Regions from separate parts of the Mus musculus genome. Here region 2 is linked to region 1. The links are chromatin contacts, found by Hi-C or POLR2A ChIA-PET in ENCODE. All regions are on one chromosome and are shown on one strand. Each heading gives the region's core, a stretch centred on a gene start or an enhancer-like site at or near the end of the contact. The rest is flanking DNA. Distances are from core to core; before and after follow the strand shown.

What was found. Hi-C counts contacts between places; a loop is a spot of excess contacts on that map. ChIA-PET counts read pairs that join two places held with the same protein, here RNA polymerase II (POLR2A).
Region 2: a map of T-helper 2 cell shows a loop between it and region 1 (2.3-fold over the local background). The contact joins the promoter of Myorg here to the promoter of Fam219a in region 1. A Hi-C loop is called at or near these places in 2 of 37 maps with a recorded cell type or tissue (T-helper 17 cell and T-helper 2 cell). POLR2A ChIA-PET finds 5 or more read pairs at or near these places in 4 of 5 experiments (Patski and embryonic stem cell).

What each region holds. Positions count from the first base shown.
Region 1 is chr4:41,567,952-41,570,916 of GRCm38, reverse strand. Fam219a (family with sequence similarity 219, member A) reads left to right here and starts at 1,379. Exons shown (of 6, transcript NM_001159583.2): 1 at 1,379-1,740. The coding sequence starts at 1,681. It overlaps Dnaic1 (dynein, axonemal, intermediate chain 1), which reads right to left and starts at 1,123. Exons shown (of 20, transcript NM_175138.4): 1 at 899-1,123. The coding sequence starts at 925.
Region 2 is chr4:41,501,545-41,504,509 of GRCm38, reverse strand. It overlaps Myorg (myogenesis regulating glycosidase (putative)), which reads left to right and starts at 1,435. Exons shown (of 2, transcript NM_001085515.2): 1 at 1,435-1,519.

The DNA of each region.
Region 1 (2,965 bases), core at 130-2,629:
GGCACAAAGTTGATATACAAGAACCTCTACCAAAATATGTGAAGTCTTAGATATCATGGGCACAGATTTGCTCTCCAAACCTCAATATACCTAGGCTTAAGTATAGAAAAGCATTTTGTTTGTTTGTTTGTTTGTTTGTTTGTTTTTAAAGTAGATGCTCTGCTAGACGTTAGGAAATAAAAGCAATTTCTATAGGACAGAAAGAGTCATTCTTTTATATCGCAGAATGCTCCTTGAGAACCTGAGACTAGCTTATCATGTGTGGTGATTTGGGGAGTAATTCAACTCTCCTGTGAGAAGGGATAACATATTGCCAGGTGACAGAAACATAACGTTCACAAGGCTAAGTGAATGAGGGTCTTATAAGAAGGAAACTTGTGTTGGAGGGCAGGGAACATGGTTAGAAAAAGGGTCTTTTTTTCTTCCTCTCTGACTTCTTGCTCCAAATTCCTGCACACGATCTGTTCTATTCCGTGTCTCCTGTGCAGTTCTCATGCCCCCTCTCTGAGTTCCCACATGGCAAATGTCCCCACTTACTTAGCTCTGCAGTGACCATGCTGCAGTGTTGAATAAAAAAATCCACTGGGACAAGAATGAGAGGGGAATGAGGAAGGGACTCAGTGGAGTGTTGGGAGATTAAGGGCGAAGACAAGACAAGATGGGTCTGTGAAGAGATGGAAGTAATAAGAAAAAACCAGATTCGGTTAAAAGTAAAATGACTGTGGGTTCAGGAAAATTTGGGAGAGGAGGGCAGGATTTGTGAGAAAGAACAGGAGAATCAGGTCAGTGGGAACACAAACCAGGAGTCACAAGAAAGAGAGGTTGGAGGTCAACAGGAAATAACTGGCGGTTAAGGTCAGAGGTCTTCAGAAGACAGCAGGCCACAGTAAGACATTACCTGCTTACGAATCTGTTTCGAGGGCATTGCCGCAAGAATAGAAAGCACCTCACACCCTGAAAAACCTACAAAACGCTTCCTCTCCTGGGGAGTAGTTTCTCCTTCTTGACCACACACAGGAAGTGCAGACTCTCTTCCACTTCAATTCCCAGTCACCAGGGTTCTTCGGGGACAGCTGACGTTGTGGGTCCTCGCGCCCTTGTAGAACAGCATCAGCTCCTCCCTGACGCGGTTACCCAGCAACCGACAGGCACCGGGTGCGCAGGCGCACCTAGCGCCCCCTCCGGACACGGGGAGGAGGCGGAACTTGGGCGCGCAGGGATCCTCTGGCCCCGCTAAGCCCCGCCTCCGCAGAGAAAGATAAGTCCGCCCTCCGCGCAAGGAGCTCCCGCAAGTGGGAAGGGCTGGGGCACCCAGACACCGCCTTCTCATGAATAATGCAGGATCCGGGCGGTGTCCCGGACCCGGAAGTGGAGTTGCAGAGTCACCGCAGTGGCTGAGCTGCTGACAGGAGGCGGCGGCGGAGGAGGAGGCGAGGCAAGACCTGCGGCTCCGCGGGGCTACTGCCGCGGTAGCTCTAGGCAACCCCACGGAGCTACGCCGGTCTCAGTCATCCCGCGAGCCTCTCGCCGCCTATCCATCCTTCCATCCGCCTATCCGCCCGACCGGTCCAGGGCGGCCTAGTCTGCATAATCTGCCGGGCTTCTGGGGCCGCCGCCCCGCGCGGTCCCATCGGCGTCCCTGGCCGCGCCCGGCCCCTGGCCCGCTCGCCCGCCGGCACCATGATGGAGGAGATCGACCGGTTCCAGGTGCCCACCGCGCACTCGGAGATGCAGCCGCTGGTGAGGGGGCGGGCGGCGGAGAGGCCAGGGCCGGGAGGGGCGCCGCTGGAGGGGAGGGAAGGAACTAGGCCGTGGGGATTGTGCGAGGGGGCGCCATCTGATAAGGTAGAGGGAGTCCTGAAAACGCTTTGCCGGGGGAGGGAGATTTGCAGAGCGAGAAAACCGTGGGAGATTACCAGCGGTGCGAGCGAAGGACCTGAAAGGGCGGAGGGCACGGTCAGCAGATGCAGAACGCCGTCGGATAGGACCAAGGGAGGCACTCTAGTGCACACCTCTAGTGGAGGGCAATTTAGGAGGATGTCACAGAGCATCTTTGGCAGCAAGCCCGGGGGGTCGGATGAGAAAGGCGTTTAGCTCCCCGAGGCCTGTGATGCTCAGGGCGAGGGAGGAGGCCAGCAGATCAGTCTAAGGAGGAAAGGAAATAGGCCTTTAGAAAAGGAGAGGCCTGCCCGCCGGTCCTTTAGATAAATATAGCAAAGCTGAGCAGGAACCAGGCCTTGATGGGGGCAGAGGTTCATTGCAGAACCTGGGAATTTCCTTCCTCTCGAGAGAGGAGCCCCATTTCGATCTGGGGGCATCGGGAAGGGGAAGAGTTTGCGGTGGCGAGATGGAGACTCAAGGGTGTCCATGGGAAGGTATCTCCAGGATAAGAGGTGGAGCTGTGCTGAAGTGGGCCGTGCCGACCGGTTCGGAATTCGGAAGAGCCCCTATCATCTTAGGCCTACGTGTTTGGAGTCTTTGCTGGGCGGGGATCCTGCCTCCGGTCCGTGGTCCTGGAGTCAGGCAGGAATGATGTCATCGATGCCGGCGCCGAGGGGATGGAAGGGGGAGGGCGATGCCAGTTTATGGAGGCATGGCCTAAAGAAGAAGGTGCCTCCTGGCCATTGCCCTGAGGCTACCTGACTGTCATTGCTGTCAGCATATGGGTAGGAAAGTCAGAGGCCTAGCCAGCTGGCCTAGAGAATAGAGAGGAAAGAATGTAGAGGCCATGTTCATTGCTTAACCCACCTTGGGGCCTGTGCTAGTAAGATCTAAAACGAGGCGTGATAGGCCAGGAACCAATAGGTAATGGATGCCTTGCTCTCTGCTGGAGCCAACCTGTGCTCTCCAACTCCTGAAGCTTGAGGGCTCCCCACGTCTCTTCCCTCTGTGTTAGTCAGGGTGGCCCAGAATAGCTTCTTCCCTTGGGCCTTCGGCTCCCAAACTGACAGGTAGGCTTTGTGGT
Region 2 (2,965 bases), core at 186-2,685, 66 kb after region 1:
ACAATCATTTCTAACTAAAGGTTGTCACTAATAGAAGGAGCTACACGTTATATTAGGGTATAGTGGGCATTGCAAAATACCGAGCAGAAACTGGGGTACTGCTAGTCTGGTCCTGAGTGCTGAGAACTGACAGTTCGGAACATAGGCTCTTTGGGTCTACAGGATCCCTCCAAGGCGTTCTTGACTGGGGTATTGACAGTGGGAAATGGGAGCACAGGTCATCCCAGAGTTTTTAAAGCCATTTTTACACTTTATCCATAACACGTGGAGATGAGAGGCCAACTTGAGGGAGTCTACCCTCTCCTTCCCAGCCTGGGGGTTCCAGAAATCCAACTTGGGTCAGTGAGCTTGCTTTATCTGCTTTCTATTTTCCAACCCTGTGCCAGTTCTTAAAAGAATACAGCTCCCCAGACCTTGAGGGAACAGATTCCTGAAGACTCCTGTCTTAGTCACTGTTCTATGGCATGGTGAAGAGACGCCATGACCATGGCAATTCTTTTTTTTTTTTTTTTTTTTGTTTTTTTTTGTTTTTTTTTTTTTTTTTTTTGGTTTTTTGAGACAGGGTTTCTCTGTATAGCCCTGGCTGTCCTGGAACCCACTCTGTAGACCAGGCTAGCCTTGAACTCAGAAATCCGCCTGCCTCTGCCTCCCGAGTGCTGGGATTAAAGGCGTGCGCCATCACGCCCGGCCATGACCATGGCAATTCTTATAAAATAATTTAATTGGGGTTTTACTTACAGTTCCAGAGGTTAGTCTGTGATCATAGCAGAGCATAGCAGCAGGAAGGTATGGTGGAGAAGCAGTTGAGAGTCCTCCCTTCTGATCTATAGGCAGAGGACTCTGAGCCTGGAATAGGCTTTTAAAAAGTCAAAACTCACCCCCAGTGACATACTTCCTCCAACAAGGTCACACTTACTCGAACAAGACCATGACTCCTAATCCTTGTAATCCTTTCAAAGAGTGTCATGCCCAGGCCCTAAGCATTCAAATATATGAGTCTGTGGGAGCCATTCGTATTCAAACCATCACAGATACGTCTTCCCCCCTTGCCTTGCTGTGCTCTTATACACATAGCAATCCTAGCATGGCGTTGCAAGAACCCTAACATTCAGCAAGAACCCCAACAATCAGCCACTCCTTCCTTCGGAACTACATCTCCCATAAGGCCTGGGGATGAGCCAGGCTAGCAATGGTCTGGCAAGGGCGGCGCCTGAGGCGGGAGGTGGAATCAAGCTAGAGGCGGGCCCAAAGGGCAGATCTGGGGCGGTGAGAAGAAAGTCTGTGCAAGGCACGCAGAGTGGGGGAGGGGCTGAGCGCCAGGGGTGGGGCTGGAGTCCCAGGCCTGAAACCACATTGGACGGCTGGGAGTGGCCTAGTAGCCGGAGGGCGGGGCGCAGGAGGGGCTCCACGGTGCCCAGCCAGGCAGCAACCCGCAGGGCTGTGGCTGATCAACTCCTGCTAGCGTAGAAAGATCAGCCGGAGGACCCTTCTCCCTTTCTTCCGTGTGGCGGTCACTGAGGTAGGTGAACCTAGTGGGAAGCCTTTGGGTCCCAGTGAGGGTGGTGAGTTTTCTAAGGAGCACACAGTTCCTGAACTTGCTCTAGTTGGTGGAGCGTCCCTGGACACCTGAACCCCTCCTCAGGCCAGAGCTTCCCAGCGGGCTACGGGCTCCTTGCCCTTCCCTCTGCCCCTTTGGATCGTGTGGGGTGTGGGGCCACCGGTGGGTGTGAAGTATTCCAGGCTGTGTTAGTGCAGTTACTTGATCCTTGTGGATCCCGTCCCTGAGCAGGGGAGGGAGATGGGCAGGATCGAATTGCCTTTGACATTTCCACTCCCCTCCCAACTGTGTCCGACAAAGGCCTCTGCCTCAAGTGGCTCAGTTATGCTGAGCTGGGCCCGCCCTTAAACTGTAGGCTTGGGACTTGCAGCCAAGACTGAGGTTGAGTGTGTAGCGAACAAGAGTTTTCTTAGGCTGAGCCACTCAGCAAACCCCACCTGCTAGCCTTAGCCTGTGTTGGCCAGCTGGCAGACTCGACAGATTATAGGGGTCTAGAACGCCACTAAGACTGGAGCCACAGAGTTCCTCCCCTCGGCTACAATAGCAGATGCCATTAAATTGCCCCTTTCACACCCCTAAAACCGTCCTGATCTGCCCGAGGCAAGCTGGATCTGCCGCAGCTTTTGAAAAGACAGACCTCACCCGTCCACACCCATTCTCATGGTGGAAGGTGGAGGCAGGAGGTTTGGATCCCAGTGGGTGGCTTCTGACGAGCTGTGTTTTCCCATCTATAAAATGGACAACAGCTCGCAGTGTTGCTGGTATTGGACGCTATGGGGTCATTTGGAAGAACATGGTGAGGCCCAACCAGGTGGGTGTTTAAATCTGTGGGCGCCAGTCCTTCATCGAAACCCTAATGGGTTCTGCCTGAGTTTTGAAAGGGCTTTGGAGGATATCATGGTGAGCTTCTCAGGCTCCCGGGGGTCATAAGATAAGACCAATTTAATATGTAAGCATTGGGGCTTAGGGAGTCTTTCCTATTCAGACTCAAACCCTCTCCTCTTAACCCCTTGATGCCCAGGATGTAGCCTTGCTTATGTTGAATGAACATAAGTGTACAGTAAGCCAATTTGGGGCCCCTGTAGTCTTCTTTGGGTTCCACTCAGCTTTGAGAGTATCAGTAAAAGACACTGCTACCCAAAGGAGGAGAGGGGATCTCTAACTTGTGTTAGAGATCAGAGCGGAAGTAGAGGCTGTTCCAGACTGTGCTTGGGTAGTGACCTGAGAGATTAGAGAGCTCTAGGGGGTGCGGGGTTTGGGGGAGAGGATAAGGCAGGGAAAAGAATGGGACTGAATCGTGTCTTCTAGAACCAAAACGCTCATCTGCACCTGACATTCTTTTTCCAATTGTTTATTTTACTGTATGTGCATTAGTGTTTTGTCTGCATATATGTCTACATGAGGGTT